Linked DNA regions of Homo sapiens: all the other regions are linked to region 3. Evidence: chromatin loops called from intact Hi-C (ENCODE). Cell type or tissue: ascending aorta. All regions are shown on one strand.

Region 1 (5,000 bases), 390 kb before region 3:
AGCTACTCGGGAGGCTGAGGCAGGAGAATGGCGTGAAGCCAGGAGGCGGAGCTTGCAGTGAGCTGAGACTGCACCACTGCACTCCAGCCTGCGCGACAGAGCAAGACTTTGTCTCAAAACAAAACAAAACAACTAAATAAAATATAAAATTCTATTCCCCAGTCTTACTAGCCATATGTCTAGTGCTCAATAGCCACAAGTGACTCGTGGCTACATATTGAAAAGATCAGACACAGAACATTTCCATCGTTGCAGGAAGATCTATTGGACAGCGCTGCTATAGATACCCTCATGCATGTGAGACAGCTACATGCACACGGATATCCAGGACAGCGTTGTCACACTAGGAAGATACTGGAAGCAACCAAAATGATGATTGGGGGTGATTAAACAAATGCAATAGATATAATTACTAGTATATCAATTCCATGAGGTCAGGAGGTTTTGTCAATTTTGTTTACTGCTGTTATCTTCAGCTTCCAAAATAATGCCTGGTGCATGCTAGGTAATTACATAAATATTTGTTAAATAAATATGAAGCTGATATTGAATCATCTCATATATATATATATATATAAAACTTTTTTTTAAAATGGAGTCTCGCTCTGTCACCCAGACTGGAGTGCAGTGGCACGATCTCAGCTCGCTGCAACCTCTGCCTCCTGGGTTCAAGAGATTCTCCTACCTCAGCCTCTCGAGTAGCTGGAATTACAGGCATGCGCCACTGCACCTGGCTAACTTTTGTATTTTTAGTAGAGACGGGGTTTCACCATGTTGGCCAGGCTGGTCTTGAACTCCTGACCTCAAGTGAGCTGCCCACCTTGGCCTCCCAAAGTGCTGGGATTACAGGTGTGAGCCACTGCACCTGGCCCAAAAAATATTTTTAATTAAAACAACATCAAGATGCCAAGTAATGCAACTAATATATGTATATGTTTGTATATGATAAATAGATGCCTTTGGAAAGTAGGGTGACCAAGTGTCCAGGTTTGCCTGGGAGTGAGGGGTTTCCCAGGATGTGAGACTTTCAGTGCCAAAACTGGGAAAGTCCCGGGCAAAACAGGATGAGTCAATTGCCCTACTGGAAAGATTTTTTTTTTTTTTTTTCTGAGACGGAGTCTCACTCTCACCCAGGCTGGAGTGCAGTGGGACCATGTTGGCTCACTGCAACCTCCATCTCCTGGGTTCAAGCAATTCTCCTGCCTCAGCTTCCTGAGTAGCTGGGATTACAGGTGTCCACTACCACGCCCGGCTAATTTTTTTATATTTTTAGTAGAGACGGGATTTCGCCATGTTGGCCAGGCTGGTCTCGAACTCCTGACCTCAGGTGATCCACCCGCCTCGGCCTCCCAAAGTTCTGGGATTACAGGCGTGAGCCACCGCGCCCGGCCTCCTGGGAAGATTTCTGAGAATCTGGTACCAATGGTTCCTATTAGAAAGGGAAAATGGCCCGGGTGTGGTGGGTCATGCCTGTAATCCCAGCACTTTGGGAGGCTAAGGCAGGTGGATCACTTGAGCCTGGCGGTTTGAGACCAGCCTGGGAAACATGGCAAGACCCTGTCTCTATTTTATATGAAAAGAAACAAACAAACAAAAAACCAAAAAACAAAAGGGGAGCTAAGGGACTGGGTCTTAGGTTCTGGGCCTGGAGAAAGACTTCTCCTTCTGTTTCCTCTTGTGTTGTCTAAATATTTATATCAAGTTCATGCACCACTTTTTAATTAAAAATTCGGGACCAGGTGAGGTGGCTCACATCTGTAATCCCAGCACTTTGAGAGGCTAAGGCAATTGCCTGGAGCCCAGGAGTTCGAGACCACCCTGGGCAACATAGCAAGATCCCATCCCTACAAAAAATACAAAAAATATCTGGGCATAGGGGCATGCACATGTGGGCTCAGCACTTGGGGAGGCTGAGGAGGACTGCTTGACCCCAGGACGTTGAGGCTGCAATGAACCATGATCGTGCTATTGCACTCCAGCCTGGGTGACTTTTTTTTCTCTTAAAAAAAGAAAAAATAAACAATGATGCATTAAGAACAGTTAAGATGAATCGGAAGTAACTCCAGCCCTCAAATCCTGTAACTCTCAGGCGTCACAGTTCTATCAGCCTCAGGCCACATGTAAAATTTATCGCTATACTTGTCTAAGTTAGGCATAATTTACCCCATCATGTATTGCTACATTTTTAAACCTGTGGGCAGATAATTTCATCTTGATTTCAGCCGGTTCTTCAAGATTGCCAAATTGCTGAGCGCCAGGAAGAATTCCTACTGACACCACCAGGGGGCGTGTGAGCATCTCACAGACTCACCGGGCCCTGCGAAGAGAACACCGGCTCCTTTATTCTTTCCAGTTCTCTAAGTATTTCCTGCCTCTGCCCATCATGGCTTACTGTACATTGCCTGAAAACAAAAATTAAAAAAAAAAAAAAAGAGTCTCAGCCTAAAAGGAGTCTTAACAGAGGAGACACTGGCATGTAAATATTCATTCAACCAATAACTCTATGTGCTAAGTATCCTGGTAAGTGTTGGAAATGTAACAGTGAATTATTCAGTCTCAAACAGGAAAGCCACGCGGGGATGATCACATAAAAATGCGGCCCCTGGCAGGGTGCAGCGGCTCACGCCTGTAATCCCAACACTTTGGGAGGCAGAGGCCGGTGTATCACTTGAGGTCAGGAGTTTGAGACCAGCCTGGCCAACATGGTAAAACCCCAGTCTCTACCAAAAAAATACAAAAATTAGCCGGGTGTGGTGGCGCATGCCTGTTAATCCCAGCTACTAAGGAGGCTAAGGCAGGAGAATCGCTTGAACCCAGGAGGCAGAGGTTGCAGTGAGCCAAGACTGCGCCACTGCACTCCAGCCTGGGCGACAGAGTGAGAGCCTGTCTCAAAAAAAAAAATTAAAAAAAAACTGCCTCCAGAAAATTGCATTTCATCAGTTATCCCACCAGCTCATAGCATTTTACAGTTTCTATTATATCAAGGGTCAGCCACATAATGAGGTAAAAACATAACGATCTCATAATATCTGACAAGAACTACAACCAAATAATGAGTACTAACAAGAAGACATTGAAATAGGGGATTTGAATCCACCTTCATCTACAATAAACTGCACCTCATGTGTATATTGTGACTTGAGACATTGGCTAAGGATAGAAGAAAGTCATCACAATTAACAAGACATTTCAAAACTAAGCATTCACATAGAAGTAGAATTTCCGGGTCATTTCGTAAATGTGTGTTTAATTTTTTTTGTTTTGTTTGTTTGTTTGTCTGTTTTGTTTGTTTGTTTTTGAGATGGAGTCTTGCTGTTGCCCAGGCTGGAATGCAATGGCACGATCTCGGCTCACTGCAACTTCCGCCTCCTGGGTTCAAGCGATTCTTCCACCCCAGCCTCCTGAGTAGCTGGGATTACAAACACCTGCCATCATGCCCGGCTAATTTTTGTATTTTTGTAGAGATGGGGTTTCACCATGTTGGCCAGGCTGGTCTTGAACTCCTGATCTCAGGTGATCTGCCCGCCTTGGCCTTCCAAAGTGCTGGGATTACAGGCGTGAGCCACCGTGCCCGGCCAATGTGTGTTTAATTTTATTAGAAACTGCCAAACCAAGCCATTTTCCAACTATTTCCCATGACCACTAACAAGGTATGAGTTGCTTCACGTCCTCACCAACATTTGGTTGTCAGACACTTTTAGCCATTCTAGTGAGTGTGTAGTGGTACTGTGCAATTTTAGATTTCATAATGATTAATGACGTTGAGTACCTTTTCATTTGTTTATTGGCCATTTTGTATGTTTTACCTCTGTGAAGTGTCTGTCCAGATCTTCTGTTATTTATTTATTTATTTTTTTTTTTGAGATGGAGTCTCACTTTGTTCCCAGGCTGGAGTGCAGTGGTACCATCTCGGCTCACTGCAACCTTTGCCTCCCGGTTCAAGTAATTCTTCTCCCTCAGCCTCCCTAGTAGCTGGGATTTCAAGTGTGTGCCACCACGTCCAGCTAATTTTTTTGTATTTTTAGTAGAGACAGGGTTTCACCATGTTGGCCAGGCTGGTCTCGAACTCCTTACATCAAATGATCCACCCAGATTGGCTTCCCAAAGTGCTGGAATTACAGGCATGAGCCACTGTGCCCAGCCACACCATTTTTTTTTTTTGAGACAGGGTCTTGCTCTGTTGCCCAGTCTGGAGTGCACGGATTCCAATGGTGTGATCGTGGCTCACTGCAACCTCCACCTCCTGGGTTCAAGCAATTCTCCTGCCTCAGCCTCCCGAGTACCTGAGATTTCAGGTGGGTGTCATGAGATCCAGCTATTTTTTTTTTTGTATTTTTAGTAGAGACAGGGTTTCACCATGTTGGCCAGGCTGGTCTCGAACTCCTGACCTCAAGTGATCCACCCACCTCAGCCTCCCAAAGTGCTGGGATTACAGGTGTGAGCCACTGGCCTGGCCCCCCCCAAAATTTTTTTATTGTGATAACATACATAACATAAAAATTGCCATTTTAACCACCATAAAGCATATACTTTAGTGGCAGTAATTACATTCACAATGTTGTGCAAACATCGCCTCTGTTTCCAAAATTTTTTCAGCAACCTAAACAGAAACTCCATCTATAAGAAATAGCTCCCCATTCCTCCCTCTCCAGCCACTGGTAACCTCTAATCCTTTTTCTGTCTCTATGAATTTGCCTATTACAGACATCTCATCTAGTGGAATCACACAATATTTGTCCTTTTGTGACTGGCTTCTTTCACTTAACATAATATTTTTAAGGTTTATCCATGATGTAGCATTGGAATTTCCTCACTTTTTAAGGCTGAATAATATTCCATTGCATGGATGTACCACATTTTGTTTATTCATTCATCTGTCAGCAAACACTTGGGTCGTTTCTACCTTTTGGCTAATGTGAATAATACTGCAATGAACATTGATGTACAAGTGTCTGTTTTGAGTCCTTATTTTCAATTCTTTCAGGCATATGCCTAGGAGC
Region 2 (5,000 bases), 310 kb before region 3:
GGCCCTCCGTGCAGACTTGATTCTCTGTAAAAGGCACCACTGCCCAACCTGTGTGGCAAGCTGGGAGCCCGGGAGTCTTCCTGCACCCCCGCACTTACTGCAGTGTCCCGTCACTCACACCATCTTTCATCTGAAACACTGCATAGCTTCGCACAAGTCTCCTCAACCCCCCAGGGCCCCTTTCCCTCCACTCTCCCGTCTTTCCAGAATGATCTTCCCAAAAGACAAATCTGATTGTGCTGCCTTCACCTGGACCCCTATTTCCACTTAAAATGCAGCTAGCCCCCACCCTGAATGATTCGACTCCTGGGGAGGCCTCTGGGCTCATCTGGCACCATGCTCGCCTTTGTTCTCTGGGTTCCAGTCCCACTGGTGGCTTCGAGCAGGTTGTGCTCCCTCTTTGCTTGTTAAGCTTTCATCATCCCAAGATCTCAGGACATTTCAACTCTTCCCAGATCCTAGTCTGTGCTCTCAGTGCACAGTCACCCTCTCTTGTAGCGGTTGACAAGACTGCAATTTTGCACTTATTTATGTACTGATGTCTTACTTTCCCATGAGGCTGCAGGCTCATTCTGGGCAATGACCCCACCTGCTTTCGCACAACACGGTCCCTGACATAATGCCCGTCAGATGGAAGATGCCCAACAGACAGGCACTGAAGGAATTAACTGTGTTTCACATCCAAAGTCCACACTATTAGGATACCAAGATACACTATCAGATATTCCTTTTTCCTGGCCAGGTCTTTTAAACAATTTTACTTCACTCTATTAGTATCATCATTAACTATGTCAGATAAAATGTTTCTATCTATACTTCACAGCGTTTAAGATAAAATATTCAAGTTCAAGCAGCATGGTAGCATCTTTCAAATTTCCATAAAATTAAGGAAATTAAGCTATTTATTATAACCCTATGAACTCCACTTAGGAGCTACCAAGAGTCTTTGATCACCCCCGATTGTGGTTGTGAACAAGAATCTTGTTTTTAGCTCAGAAATCACCAAACCATGGACATCAAGACCTGCTATTTTAAAGCCCACTTGTGAAAGAGTGTCCTCAGCTGAACACTGACTGCCCCACTAAGCCCACCTCCTAGAAGCTGCAATTTTGACTTGGCTGCCTATCATCTGACATTCAATTCCTTTGTTTGGCATATCAATCTTTACTGCACAAAGAATTTTAAAACACAATGATTTGGTTTTTCAAAACAAAGGGCTTTCAATCTATGAGTTGCTCTTTGCAAATCGCTGTTTTCTTTTGTTATTTAAAAACAGATTAGACTGGGCTCGGTGGCTCAAACCTGTAATCCCAGCACTTTGGGAGGCCAAGGCGGGTGGATCATCTAAGGTCAGGAGTTCGAGACCAACCTGACCAACATGGAGAAACCCCATCTCTGCTAAAAATACAAAATTAGCTGGTGTGGTTATAGACGCCTGTAATCCCAGCTACTCGGGAGGCTGAGGCAGGAGAATCGCTTGAACCCAGGGGGCCGAGGTTGCAGTGAGCCGAGTTCGCAGTGAGCCGAGTTCGTGCCATTGCACTCCAGCCTGGGCAACAAGAGCAAAACTCCATCTCAAAAAAAAAAAAAAAAAAACAGATTAATCAGTTTTGACCTGTTTGCAGAGATCTAATGTTGATATAATTTATATATTTGGTTAATATTAATCTGGATCCTGAACATTTACCCAAGTTAAAGTTACCATAATACAAGAACTTCCCTCTGCTACATAAAGCAAATTTATCTGTTTCTCTCTGACATAATTAACATCCTGTGATTTGTGTAATATTTGCAATTCAAAGAACCAGTTGCTGCCTAGCTAATGCATATCAACTGATGATAATCTTACTGTAATCTGTATTCTAAATCCAAATTTACATTAGCAGATATCATAATATTAAAATAAAATATTCAAACTTTACTTCCTATCATCTTTGGGCGAGGGTAGAAAGTGGATAGAAGTTTCAGAAGTAGCATTTCATAATCCTATCAGTCCCTTTCATATAAATTGTCACATTTCCTGCTGGAAAGTCATCTTCAACAAAATGTTTCTCTAAAAAACTATTACTTTCCTCAAATTTTGAACAAGTTTCTCTCCCCTCTAAAAAAAAAAAAAAAAAAGAAAAGAAAAACTTTACATGCTCTAATATTCAAAATGTCATGTTTTTAAGTCAAAATCAAGTCAATTTCCTCAGCATGTTTTGAAATATTTTCATATCTGCTTACAGTTAAGATTTGTTTACAAAGTGAAAGGAAAGACATGGTGACCTTCAACTTATGTTTCCTTGTTAAAAATTATCTGATGTCACTAACAGTTTGTAAGACTTGTGAATATTTTTTACATTAAATTTCCTTTTCACTTTTTCTTTGGATAGATGCACAATAAAATAATAACTTAAAAAAAAATCTGGGCTGAACATCTTAATATGCTTTTGTTTTAGTACAGGAAAATTAAAGACTTAATTTCTATGTTTTTACCAAACATTTCTAGACAAATCTAACTCATTTTTTAAAATTATGTATTTATTTATTTTATACCATGTCAACAACAAATTAAGTTTATTTTTATTTATTTATTTTTGAGACAAAGTCTCCCTCTATCACTCAGGCTGGAGTGCAGTGGCGTGATCTCAGCTCACTGCAAGCTCCACCTCCCGAGTTCAAGCTATTCTCATGATTCTCATGCTTCAGCCTCCAGAGTAGCTGGGATTACAGGCACGCACCACCACGACCAGCTAATTTTTGTATGTTTAGTAGAGATGGGGTTTCACCATGTTGGCCAGACTGGTCTTGAACTCCTGGCCTCAAGTGATCCACCCACCTCGGCCTCTCAAAGTGCTGGGATTATAGGCATGAGCCACTGGGCCCGACCATATTAAGCTTAATAAATTATTATTACTACTGGTGGTAATATTGTTATTAATAATAAATGACATTTTTATCATTAATAACAAGCAGCAGCACTTCATTTATTTAGTGTGGTGGGTGGTGCTTTGCCTACGTTCTTTCATCTAGTGTGACTCTCAAAGCACCCTGGGAGGTAGGGTTTTGGGGTTTTTGGTTTCTACTTTACCAAAAAGAAACCTGTAGGGGGCAGCGCATGATTAGATCTGTGTTGTGTCTCTGGCTTTCCTCTCTCCAAGGACTGGCCTAAACTTTCCAATCTTCACAGTTTTTTTAAAAATCACATTCACAAAATAGCTGCTGTATTATTAATACTAGTATTTTAAGTTGAATCACTTTATTTTAAAACTTAAATACATTTATGTTTAAAGAAAACTCACAGACAAGGAAAAAACCATGCACGCACACAAGCAGGCTTAAAAGTGAGAAGCTCCTGCTCAGGCAGAAAGACTCACACTAGGGGACGAGTGTGGTGGCTCATGCCTGTAACCCCAGCACTTTGGGAAGCCAAGGTGGGTGGATCACTTGAGGTCAGGAGTTCGAGACCAGCCTGGCCAACATGGTAAAACCCCGTCCGTCTCTACTAAAACGACAAAAATTAGCCGGGCAAGGTGGCGTGTGCCTGTAATCCCAGCTACTCAGGAGGCTGAGGCAGAAGAATCACTTGAACCCACAAGGTGGAGGTTGCAGTGAGCCGAGATCATGCCACAGGACTCCAGCCTGGGTGACAGAGTGAGACTCCATCTCAAAAAAAACAAAACAAAAAAAAAAACATCTCACACTGGGAGTTGCAAGGCAATGGCCGTCAAGGCCAAGCCAAAGCAGAGAAGTGGGTAGGGGCCAGTGCCACTGCTCACCAAGGCAGGGAGGAAAGAATGGGCAGGCAACTGTGGGACTAGGCAGGGAAGGATGGGGCTCCAGCCTGGGAAGGAGAAGCTGGACCAGGGAGTGGGCGAGGAGCGATAGAGGTTGAGGGATGAAGGGGAATATCAAGCTGGGGTCTGAGGCCAGGGGAGGGCACCGAGAGGGAGACATGGAAGGATGGATGGGCCTGAGAAGGTTAGAAAGGCCCCAGTGGGGGAGCTGAAAGAAACAAAAGTCCTGGGGCACATGTCCCCGTCGTCCCAGGACACAGTCTATCCTCTTTACATCTATCAGTCTGTGTCCAGGAAGACGAGTCAATGCATCATCTGTGAGCCACTTAACATCACTTCAGCCATCTTCCTGGGCAAAGCACCCATTTATGGCAAACACTGGCTCAGTGAGCCATACTGCCTGAAACCATTAAAGCAGCCAATTCATCATGTCTGCTCCTCTCCAGAAGTCAGGCACTGCAGTCCAGCTTCCACTGAGCACAACCAGGAAGGAGCAGAGCTGCTGCTGCTGCTGCTGCTAAATTATACCCAAGCTTTTAAGGAACTTGCCTTACAAACATGAGAAACTGTCCAGACCAAAGCACCAATGTGTGCCTGAGTCTCACCTTGTGTAATGAATATCCAGACTCAAAGATAATAGGGGGAAGCAGGAGGAGGAAAAACATGTTTGGACGAAACATTTCTTCTTCCTGTAAATAGAAAATGAGTATCTTAAGGGCATGGAATTTGTGTAATTAAGAAATAAATTAATCAATAAAGAGCCAAAATAATTATTCTCTCAGGGCCTGGCCTAGTGGAAACATATAATGTTTAAATAACTACCTGATAATAAAATCAAGCAGAATGAGAGATTCCCCCACCAAAAAAAAAAATGAAACTGTATTTTATTATTTTTATCATTATTATTATTATTATTATTTTGAGACAGAGTCTTTCTTGCTCTGTTGTCCAGGCTGAAGTGCAGTGGTGCAATCACAGCTCCCTGTAGCCTCAACCTCCTGGGCTCAAGTGATCCTCTCACTTCAGCCTCCTGAGTAGCTGGGACTACATGTGCGTGCTACCATGCCGGGCTAATTTTTTTTTTTTTTTTTTTTTTTTTTTTTTTAAGATACAGGGTCCCGCTATGTTGCCCAGGCTGGTCTCAAACTCCTAGCCTCAAGCAATCCTCCCACCTCAGCTTCCCCAAATGCTGGGATTACAGGCATGAGCCACCATGCGTGG
Region 3 (5,000 bases):
CCAGGCACTCACAGAAGCCATGTATACCAACCTCCATGCAGTGCTGTTGGGCGATGCTACAGAAGCAGGCAGTGGCTGGCACGAGATGGGTCTCCTCGACTTCTCCTACAGCTTCCTGCTCAGGTGAGGCTGTGCAGCCCCCACCCTCCTGCTGGGGCCCGGCACTTTGACCTGTGTCAGCCATGAGCAGTGGCCAAGGGAACCGTGAGGACTCTGTGGGTGGGGGAAGCAATTTGAGACACCCAAAGCAAAGACTGTAGGAAAGACGCCATGCACCAGGGCCCCGGCTGTTCATCTGACCTAGCTCATGAACTGTAAAAGGAGACACTGGCTGGAAATGGGACCTTACAGGTCATTCAGAGAGGAAGTCACAGAGCAAGACTTCAGAGGTCATCTTGTCCTGTGGCTTCCAGACTTTGGGATTTCACAGAACAGAAAACAAAATGTTTGGGAGATCAACTTGGGACCTTAACCTTTTATCTGGTCTTGTAAATGTATGTTAAAAACTGCACAACCGAACGTTCCTTCCTTCAGCAGTGCCGGGCACTAATCCAGGCTCTGGGGATACAGCAGGGAACAGGACAGATGAAGTCCCCAAATTCACACAGCTGACACTCCAGTGGGGGAGGCCGAATTGAGTTATGTCAGAGAGTGATAAACACGATGACAGAGATCCACGGGTGGGGTGACAGCATCTGGGGGGCTTTCTTAGGCCGACTGACGAGGCAGGGTCATGCTCTGGGGGTCTGGCTTCTGAGCCAAGACCTAACTGCAAAGTGCCCACCACGCCAACACTCTAGGCAGGGGAAACAGCAGGTGCAAAGGCCCAGAGGTGGGAGGAAGCTCAGAGAGACGGCCAGTGTGGCTACAGCATAAAGAGCCAAGGAGGGAAGGTGGACAGGAGGTCAGAGAAGTGGGCAGAAGCAGGCCTCAGGCAGTCGGGAGGTCAGGGAAGGCTTTGGAAATTATGCTGAGTAAGATCGGGTGACATCAGGGGTTTGCACAGGGGCAGGACATGATCTAACTTAGTTTGAAAGCCCCCTCTGGCTGCTGGATGGAGGATGGACTGTAGGGGTAAGGAGGGGTGGAGAGGGAGGCAGGAGGACCTAGCAGGAGGCTGCCAGGTGTCACCAAGGTGAGAGAATGGTGGTGGCCCAGGGAGGTGGTGAGAATTTGGGTAGCTTTTGGAGATAGAGTTCACTGGCTCTGCCGGAAGATTTGACTGGGGCAGCGGTGGGGATGGGGGAGCGTGGGCGTGAGTGAGAGGGATAGAGTGGTGTTAAGGACAGCTCCCTGATTTTAGTGATGCCCTTAACCAACCAGAATTTAATTTAATTTAAATTTAATTTAAAAAAGGACATTTCAACCCCTCCAAGAAATTAGAGCAACATAGTTCTAGGATAAAGGGCAGTCATTCGTTGACACATATGGGCATGTGGGTATATTTATGATATGTGTGTGCATATGTGTAGACTCGGCGTGTCTCAGCTCTTTTAATGCTCACAATCGCTCTAGGAGGCTAGGACTTTACATATTCCATTTGACAGATGAGAAAACTGAGACCTGGAGAGCCTGAGTCATTTGCCCAGAGGCCTGTGTTGGGGTCAGGACAGGGCTGGTCCCAGAGTCTGCACTCTCAGCCACAGCTCTCAGCACACGAACAGTCCCCATTCTTTTTGTTTTGCCCTGGGGTGGTGCAAACAGTGTCAAGGGCTGTAATTGGTGTGGGTGATGCTGGTCTGGTCCACCCTGCATTGTATGATGGGGACTGAGGTCCAGAGAGGGCCAGCTGAAACCACCCAGCAAGTTCACAGTAGTGATCCTCCCAGGTCTCCTGGCTCCTGGGTCCCTGTGCAGACAAAGAAGTCAGAGAGAGATAGGCTGGGGAGAGGCAGGCTCAGGGGCAGCTGGGTCTGGCTAGGCTCCATGGTACAGCGGCAGGCACAGGGGAATCAGCTCAGGGGGAATCAGACGTAAATCCATACCTGTAACCCGGTAACTGTGTCTTCAGGGCCTGAGGCCTGGGCTGGAGCTCCTGCCCCCTGGCTTGGCAGCTGTAGGCCTTTCCACTGCCATCAATCAGCAGCCCCTGAAATACAAAGAGAATGGGCCAGTTGGATGGGAGGGACACAGAGGTGAAAGGGGTGCCGGTTCAGGCAGCCCGAACTGTGAGGTGCCACCTCTTACACCCACCAGCCTGGCCTGTGTTGGCCCTGGCCTCACTGAGTCACACCCAAAGTTCTCCTCTGTCCTCACCTTGTAGCCCTGGCCTCCCCTCCTCCCACCTACCTCTCTGCTGCCCCTTGAGCAGGTCAGGCACGCTCTCTCTTTGTGGCCTTTGCTATTTCTGTTCCCTTGCCTGGGAATGCTGTTCCCCACAGGTCTGCGTGGCTCCCACCCCACTTCGTTTAAGCCTTATCGCGAGCGCCACCTGCTCAGAGAGGTCTTTCTTGAGTCCCATTTTCGTGATGGCTCCCTCCTGTGACCCAGCTTGGTTCAGCTTTATTTTTCTTTGTGGCTCTAGCGCCGCCTGTGGGTCGTGTGTGTATTTACATATGGGATTATCCTGTCTTCAGCCGTGCTCTTTTGATATGGAGCTGCCGGCTTCGCTTCCACAGAGCAAAACCTTGTGGTCCTCTGGGTTTACTTTTTCTTTTTGTTTTCTTTTCCTTCATTTTATTTTATTTTATTTTAAAGACAAAGTTTCGCTCTTTCGCCCAGGCTGGAGTGCAATAATGGCGCGATCTCTGCTCGCTGCAACCTCCGCCTCCCAGATTCAAGCGATTCTCTCGCCTCAGCCTCCTGAGTAGCTGGGACTACAGGTGCCGCCACCATGCCCAGCTAATTTTTGTATTTTTAGTAGAGAGGGGGTTTCACCATGTTGGCCAAGCTGGTCTCGAACTCCTGACCTCAGGTGATATAACCACCTCGGCATCCCAAAGTGCTAGGATTACAGGCGTGAGCCACCTCTCCCGGCCGGTTTACTTTTTTGGTTTATTTTTCATTGCCTGTTTTGGTAGAAATATATGTACCGGGAAATGGTTCTCTGAGTTAGCAAAAAACAACAGTGCAAGTGTGATGATAAATGATGACCAGTGTCAACTGCAGTGTCACCGAGACCACAGGGCCTTGGGAGTACCGCAGTGGCCTGGCAAGCACGTGTCTGTCTAAAAGGGGCGGCTGCAACTCTGCTCCTGCTAGGTTTCCAGGTGGGACCGCAGGTCAGCCAGATTCCTTTTTCAAGATGAGATGAGCAGGAAATCCGGATTTTGTGTGAGTTTCCCCAAATGTTTGAAGGAAGCTTTAGTTTGTTTTTAGGAACTCCCTTGATAAAACACATTTGTGGACTGAATCCAGTGTGTGGGCTGCACCTTTACAACTTCTGCCACCACTGTGCAGGTGAGGGACAGAGCAGGGACCACGCAGGCCTCTCTCGGCCCCCACCTACCCTCATTCCTGCTTCCATTCTCTCTTCATCTGGGAAAACCCCTCTCCTGAGAGATCCTGGTCTCTGGTCTTTGTCTGCACAGGGATCCAGGAGCTCAAGGGGAGGGTGAGAGGGTGAGGCCCCGGGGCTTTGGTTGCGTCTCTTTGTTGTGACTCTCTGCTGAGGCAGAGATGACAAAATGAAAGCCTGCAGTTTCCCTCCCAGGACTGAGGTCAGCCCGCTGGGCTGGGGCTGGACTCCTGGGGCATTTAAAGGGGGCTGGAGGTGAAGGCGCGTCCTCTGAGCGTGGTCCTGTGTGTGTGCGTGTGCGTGTGCGTAAGTGTGCCTCAGTGAGAGCACATGAGAGCTCATGCTAGCTCCCATGTCTTACCCTTTTTCACACTTGACCAGGCCCTGACCTCCTTCTCGGGCCTCCCAGAGCCCCTCAGATCAAGCACAACCTTCTCACTGCTGCAAATGCCTGCCTTGCGTGGCCAGCCCTGACAGCCCAGGCCCTCCCATCCTCTGCCTCACACCCCGGCTCCAGTGCCTGCACCAGCCACAGCTGGCACCTCTCCCACCAGGCACGGTTGCACTCTCAGCTCTGGGCCTTTGCACAGGCTGTGCCTGTTGCCTGAACACGTTCCTCTTCTGCTTCCCCCGATCATCCTGCAGATCTCAGCTCAGACCCTCCCTTCTCTAGGAAGTCTTCCCTGAATCCCTCCCTGGGAGCAGGCATCTCCTCCCCTTCTCTGTGCCCCCATCTCAGCACCGTCCCCTCGAGCTCTCTGCTGCAGCCTCATCAGCCTCCTTGCTGCTCCCCAGCACCGGGCTCCCTCCTGCCCCAGGACATCACACCTGGTGCTTGCTCTGCTTCCTACCCCTCCCTCTGCTCTGCCCATGGCTGACTCCTTCTCAGCCTTCAGCTGTCAGCTTGACACCAGCCCCTCCCTCACCTGGCACCTGACACCACAGCCCCCGCCCTCCCATCCTGCTACCCAGCTTTGTGTCTGACAGTGCCGCGGGGCACCAGCTGGCGCATTATTCATTTTACTCATCCTCTCGTCTGTTGTCTGTCTCCCTGTGCTGAGAGGTCAGCTCCTTGAGGACAGGGATTTTTGTTTTTTTCACTGCCGACTGTTCAGTGCCCAGAATGGTCTTTGGCGCACAGTAGGATTAGTAGTTGCTCACTGGGTGTATGAATGAAGCTCTTGTGAGTAGCTGTGGCCACACATGAGTGTCCCAGGAGGACCCCTGACCCTCTGTCTGCCGCCCCCAGAGCCGGCTACCTGACTCTTTACGGAATTGAGGCGCTGCCACGCACCCATGAAAGCCAGGCCCAGGACCGCGTCCACTCAGCTGATGTCTTCCACACCTTTCGCCAGCTCGACCGGCTGCTCCCCAAACTGGCCCGTGGCTCCCTGTCAGTGGGTAAGCACCATGGGGGCCCCAGTGGGTGGGGGGGAGGATGGAAAGACCCAGAGGGGGAGCCCAATTCAAGGTAGAGGACCAGAGGCAACACAGGCAGAAAGACATCCAATGCCCAGGGAGGCAGTAAGATCCCCATCACTGG
Region 4 (5,000 bases), 350 kb before region 3:
GATTCATTCCAAGAACTCGTTCCACACAGCAGTGCCTGTGGTGGAGGGGCTGCTGGCTAAAGGGCTGGTTTCCTCCAGCGCTCCCTGGCTCCAGCCTTCACTCATCCTGAAGTATTCCTCCTACACGCCACAGTTCTCCTGTACCATGGCCTAGACCCAGAAGAAAATAAATACACACGCAGGAAGATATAGTTAAGCTGCGTATTTTTATATCTTCTATGCATTCACTGCCCCAAATAGAATTATTGGGTGTGCTAAAGGTAGACAGCAGCAATTTGTTATTCTCAGGCAAAAAAAACTGACCCAGAAAAACAGACTTCTATGGCCTTTTGTTACCAAGGTGAGCCAAGATTGCCAAGGAACACGGGGTGCCCTCATCTCTTGGGGGCACTCTCCCAGGCTGCTGACCTCACCTGGCCGACAGGGGGCAGAAGAGGCTCAGAGGAGATCGAGGCAGGTGCTGGTACCTCCTGGGAACGGTCCCGCCACCCCCTTTGCCCCCAACAAATCCTGGGGCCCCTCCACCAAGCCCCACATGCTCTTCCGCCACAGCATCGTTTTCAAGTCTCAGCTCAAAGTGTGAGGCCAGGTGTGACCTGGCTGGGGCTATCACACCTGGTGACGAGGGGGCAGACGGAAATGGGATCTGACTCTTTTCATTGCTTTATCTGTGAATTTAAGATTAGGAAAGAAAGAAATCCTGGCAAACTGAGTTTGCAAAACAACTTACATCTGGGAGATGGGACCCTAAACTTCAGGGGAGAGTGAGTTCTGGCAGGGGTGCGAGAACAATCTGGTCTCAGATCCCTGCCCGCACTCGCCCAGGGGCAGGCAAAGGTCCCTACCCTCTGACTTCCTCTCTTCTCCACTAAAAGGAAATGGTGGAAACCAAAATTAAGCAAGGCAATGGCTCAAATTATGGGGTTGAGAAATTAAAAAAGATCATATTTTAGCTCTATCAAGTACACATTTACTTTTCATGCAAAAAGTAAACAGTGTGCTTCCTGCTTGGCTGGCCTGCTCTGACTTCAGGGTCAAGGCGAGGTGGTAGGATCGGGCCTGGCCTCTCATTCCTGGCACAGAGGAACCTGGAAGGTCCTGAGGTCAGTCCCTCCTGACATCTGGAGCCACACTGCCTGAGGTGGAAGAGATGGAGATGTGCTTGCTCTAGCCCAGGGTCCATGCTGGCCCATGTGGGCCCACTGTGTCCCCAGAGAAGCAGGAATGCACATGATCAGCCCAGGGTCCATGCTGGCCCATGCAGGCCACTGTGTCCCTTGAGAAGCAGGAATGCTTCTTAATGATGAATTAAACCACCCCAGGGTGCCAGGTTCCAAGGCTCCCTGGGACCCAGAACCACATACGGAAGTTGGCAATGGCTCTTTGATGAGCTGAGCAGTTTGAGGCTCGTCAAAGGGGAGATGAGGAGAGGATGGGAGTCATTCCATCTGGACATGACTGGCAGCTCCTCACCCTGAGATGGCTGAGGGGGCCAGGCCCCTGGGACAGGGCTGGGGTGTGTGTGCGTGGAGCGTGTGCTCCAGGATGCTGGGGCCCCAGGTCAGAGTAGAGGAGGGAGCACTGGGTGCTGCTGCTCTGGCCCCTGCCCCAGTGCTTTGGGGACCCTAGCATGGGTGACGAATGGGATCCAACGTGGTAGGGAACTGGGAGAGGGGAAAGAGGATGGAACCCTGACTAGCAGCGAAGATGGCAGCAGTGAGCAGACACTGCAGGGCCTCAGCACAGTGGCCTCCGATTAGACAAAAGAACAACTGAGTACGGGAATGGTGGGGAGGGAGATCAGATGGCAGGAGGCGACTAGAGGCTCTCAGCACTTTGCTGTAAAATGCAAATCAAGACAGCAGTTGTGGGCCGGCAGAAACCCTGTGCCTCTAGCTTTTCCCTCTAGAGGGCGCTCTGACCCCGCAAGATAAAAGCCTAGAGTTGCAGCTTGCAGGGGGCTCTAAAGAAGATACCAGAAGGTACCAGTGTAAACATTCAGAACATGCCCAGAGAAGGGCAGCAGCCGTCTGCTACCCAGGGAGATAGACTGCGAAGTGCCAATCAGGTAAAGGACAAAAGGTCACTCCGTTTCTCTCTGAGGGAGCACAGGAAGTATCACAAAAGGCAGCGGGAGGTTTTCAGGATTTCTGGGCCCTGCCACTTAGGTCAGAATTGTGGCTGCAGAGGCATCTTGATGACTCAAAGGCAGGTGGCTGACCCCTGGCTCTGCCAGTCCGGCGGGGGCAGCATGAAGGCAGTGGCTGGGGAATGGCACAACTGTAGATGGTGCTCCTCTAGGCAGGGGGCCGCAGGGGTCCTCCGGGTGGGGGGGTAGGCGCCCTAGCTTCACAGATGACTGGCACCTGGCCCCATGCTCCCTCCCCTCTGTGGGCTGAGGAGCCACACTGAGCGGAGGCTGGCTCAGGGAGGAGTCGGGAGATGACAGTTTCCCAAGAAGTCGCCTGGCTCCAGAGGCCTGTCAGGTTCTGGACTAAGGCGACTCTGCAGCCAGTACCTCGCCCCGCCCTCTTATGTCTTGAAGGGGCTGCTGGATGCACGCATCTCTGCGAGGCCCCTGCTGAGTGTCTGTGCGCAGCAAACGCCCATCCTGGGCCTGCCTGCCTGAAGCCTTGGCACCTGGCGTCAGAGCAGCTCCTGCTCGTCGTCCTCGGAGCCGGAGGGGCCCTGGCGTACCTCCTCGTACCACTTGTTGGTGAGAGTTTTCATCTGGATGCGCCCGTGGTGCAGGTCCTGGGTCGAGAGACACAACCAAGCCGTCAGGGCGTCAGGGGCAGGGCCATGGAAGGGAGGGGATGCTACTGGGTGTTTTGTGTGGGGTGTCTAGGGAGGAGGTGGGAGGCAGGGTGATGGCCACAGGCAACTTCAGTTTCAGTTGAACAAACTGAGCTGGGATTGTTCTTTGTGGGGGTGGAGGTCACGGGAGGTGTCATTCAGAAAGGAGGAGGGAGCATGGCTTGAGGCTGAACATGTGGTCTCTGGAGTCAGACACAGTTAGCTCTGCTCCCAGTTATGCCCATATTGGCTGTGACCTTGCGGGGTTACTGCACCCCCTTAGGCCTCCATCTCCTCAGCTGTCAGGGACACAGCTGCATCCACTGCACAGGATGCTGGAGAAGGAAGCGGTCGTGGTCACAGTCACTGGAGCTGCCTGGCTCCTGGAAGAGCGCACACACCGGCAGCTCTCAGGCCTGCCGGAGAGTGGAAAATGGGCCTGCTCGGAAACAAAGCGGGCAGCAGCAGGAAGAGCCCCACCCCTACCCAAGGCCTCCAACTAAAGAGAGGCCAGCAGTGCCCCGAGGGACAGAACCAGAGCCCTGAGCTGGGGGCAGACTTGGGCCACAGCTTGAGGCCCTGGTATGTCTGAAATTCCTCAGCTCCGATTCAGTAGCTGATCAATACCCCGAGTCTATCATCCAGGAAAACCAAACTGTGTTAACAAATCTATTATTAACCTCGCACTAAATGTGGCAGCGAAGGAAAAACAGCAGATGCCGAGTTCCACAAGCACGTCCAGCCTCCAGATCGGGAGGCGGCGGCCTGGCGGGCCCACGTGAGCTTTCCTGCCTCCCCACTCTTCCTCCACCCCACCCTGGGCCACCGCAGGTCCTGAAGGAGGCAGGCAAGGGACCCCCAGAAAGTGTGGCCTGGCCGGTATCCCACCTCCTGCGTCAGCCTCCGAGTGAAGAAGGGGTTCAGGTACTTGGCGTCCAGCCACACGAAGCCCTTAAGGTCCTGCCGCCTGATGTAGTGGGCCTCGTACTCCTCCTCCGTGAGCTCCGACAGGTGCTCCGACTCCACAGTGTTGCCCTGAGCAGGGAGGAAAGGCGGCCCGACGGCCACCAGCTGGCACCATCGGGGGGCACCTCCTGGAAGCCCCCACACCACCCAGGCCGCCAGTGTCCCCAACCCTAACTCCACTTGACCATCAATGCAGGGTGACGGGCAGCAGACGGCCTCCTGGGAGCCTGCAGGGAGGCAGGAACGTCCATCAGGGCACAATGGATGCCCAGGACCCCACCTAGGACAGCTAAAACAGAAGGACTGGGCCAGGCTGGGGCTTGGTCTTTAAGCTTTTCAAGCTTTTGGGTGATTCTATCATGCAACCAGGACCAGAACTGCTGTTCTGGGCTTTTCATTAGCAGCAAATCGCACAGGGAGGCTTTTTGTCTCTTTGCCTGTGGCTCTATTAGCTAGGACTCCACCGTGGACAGGCTTTTGCCAATCAAGTCAAGAGAGGAGAGGGGAGAGGAACACATCCTGTAGGAATTGGGGAGGGACGAAGAAAAGGACCCCATGTGGAGGGGAGAGACGGAGGTAAAGAGGCGGGACTCGGGTCATAGGTAGGAGCAAAGCAGACAGGCTCTGAGTGCAGCGCCTGCTCTGCTGGAGGAGTCTCAGTGGGGCCACAGTGAAGTGTGCTCTGCAGCTTCACTGCAGGTGGTGGGGAGGGGGACGGGGCAGGTGCAGGGAGGGCAGAGGATGGCCGGGGAGGGGAGGGCATTTAGATGCTGTGAAGCAGTGGTTGTCAAACACTGGTCTGTATTAGAATCTACCTGGGGGGCCTGTGAAACCACAAAATACTGAGCCCACCGCAGCCACCTGCAGAGGTGCTAATTCAGTAGGTCTGAATGGGCTTGGGAATCTGCAGATCTAACAGGTTTCCAGTGATGCTGCTAGTCTGGGGAGCCCATTTTGAGGACTGCTGATCAGCGTGGTAGTAAAGAGGACAGGCTCGGGAGTCTGTGCCCACAGCTGTCTGATTCTCTTGGTGCCTCGGCATTCTCATCTGCAAAGTGGGTATAATGAAAGCGCCAGTTTCTGGCAGGCTATGGGGACAATCTGAGATCATCCAAGGAAAACGCAAGCACACTGACTGCCACAGAAAACATTCCAGAAACTCAGCGGTTCATCCTCAGAGGAGCTGTCCTGTTTCTGCTAGTGCTGTGCTTCGCCAAGCGTGTTCACAGGATCAGCTG

The links. A loop is a pair of places that touch in the nucleus more often than their neighbours do. Peaks named below come from ENCODE experiments on the same cell type or tissue, not always from the same donor. Only the 100,000 strongest peaks of a DNase experiment are listed, where the experiment ranks them.
Region 1: a loop joins it to region 3, with 3 times the contacts of the local background. A loop is called at or near these places in 24 of 110 quality-filtered maps.
Region 2: it touches region 3 in a loop (4-fold over the local background); 62 of 110 quality-filtered maps call a loop at or near these places.
Region 4: a loop joins it to region 3, with 2.5 times the contacts of the local background. A loop is called at or near these places in 25 of 110 quality-filtered maps.

What each region holds. Positions count from the first base shown.
Region 1 is chr20:49,926,127-49,931,126 of GRCh38, reverse strand. It overlaps LOC105372653 (a long non-coding RNA gene), which reads right to left. Exons shown (of 3, transcript NR_134564.1): 3 at 2,306-2,402. Among named protein-coding and RNA genes, the nearest start is that of RNF114, 7.8 kb to the left of the region's middle. RefSeq lists a silencer at 2,141-2,435. In ascending aorta, a CTCF peak has its summit at 2,268 (motif pointing right); a DNase peak (open chromatin) is centred at 2,306; H3K4me3 peaks cover 513 bases.
Region 2 is chr20:49,844,504-49,849,503 of GRCh38, reverse strand. It overlaps SLC9A8 (solute carrier family 9 member A8), which reads right to left. Exons shown (of 16, transcript NM_015266.3): 5 at 4,385-4,468. Among named protein-coding and RNA genes, the nearest start is that of MIR12122, 17 kb to the left of the region's middle. In ascending aorta, a CTCF peak has its summit at 3,087 (motif pointing right); a DNase peak (open chromatin) is centred at 3,091; H3K27ac peaks cover 1,682 bases.
Region 3 is chr20:49,539,428-49,544,427 of GRCh38, reverse strand. PTGIS (prostaglandin I2 synthase) reads left to right here. Exons shown (of 10, transcript NM_000961.4): 4 at 1-123; 5 at 4,707-4,858. Among named protein-coding and RNA genes, the nearest start is that of PTGIS, 26 kb to the left of the region's middle. RefSeq lists a silencer at 1,846-2,122 and an enhancer at 2,578-2,627. In ascending aorta, CTCF peaks have their summits at 1,086 and 2,514; a DNase peak (open chromatin) is centred at 2,487; H3K27ac peaks cover 4,686 bases.
Region 4 is chr20:49,885,583-49,890,582 of GRCh38, reverse strand. SLC9A8 (solute carrier family 9 member A8) reads right to left here. Exons shown (of 16, transcript NM_015266.3): 15 at 3,685-3,831; 16 at 1-2,754. The coding sequence ends at 2,647. Among named protein-coding and RNA genes, the nearest start is that of MIR12122, 24 kb to the right of the region's middle. RefSeq lists enhancers at 892-1,703, 1,704-2,515 and a silencer at 1,896-2,015. In ascending aorta, CTCF peaks have their summits at 351 and 1,916 (motif pointing right); DNase peaks (open chromatin) are centred at 1,905, 2,506, 3,272 and 3,786; H3K27ac peaks cover 3,298 bases.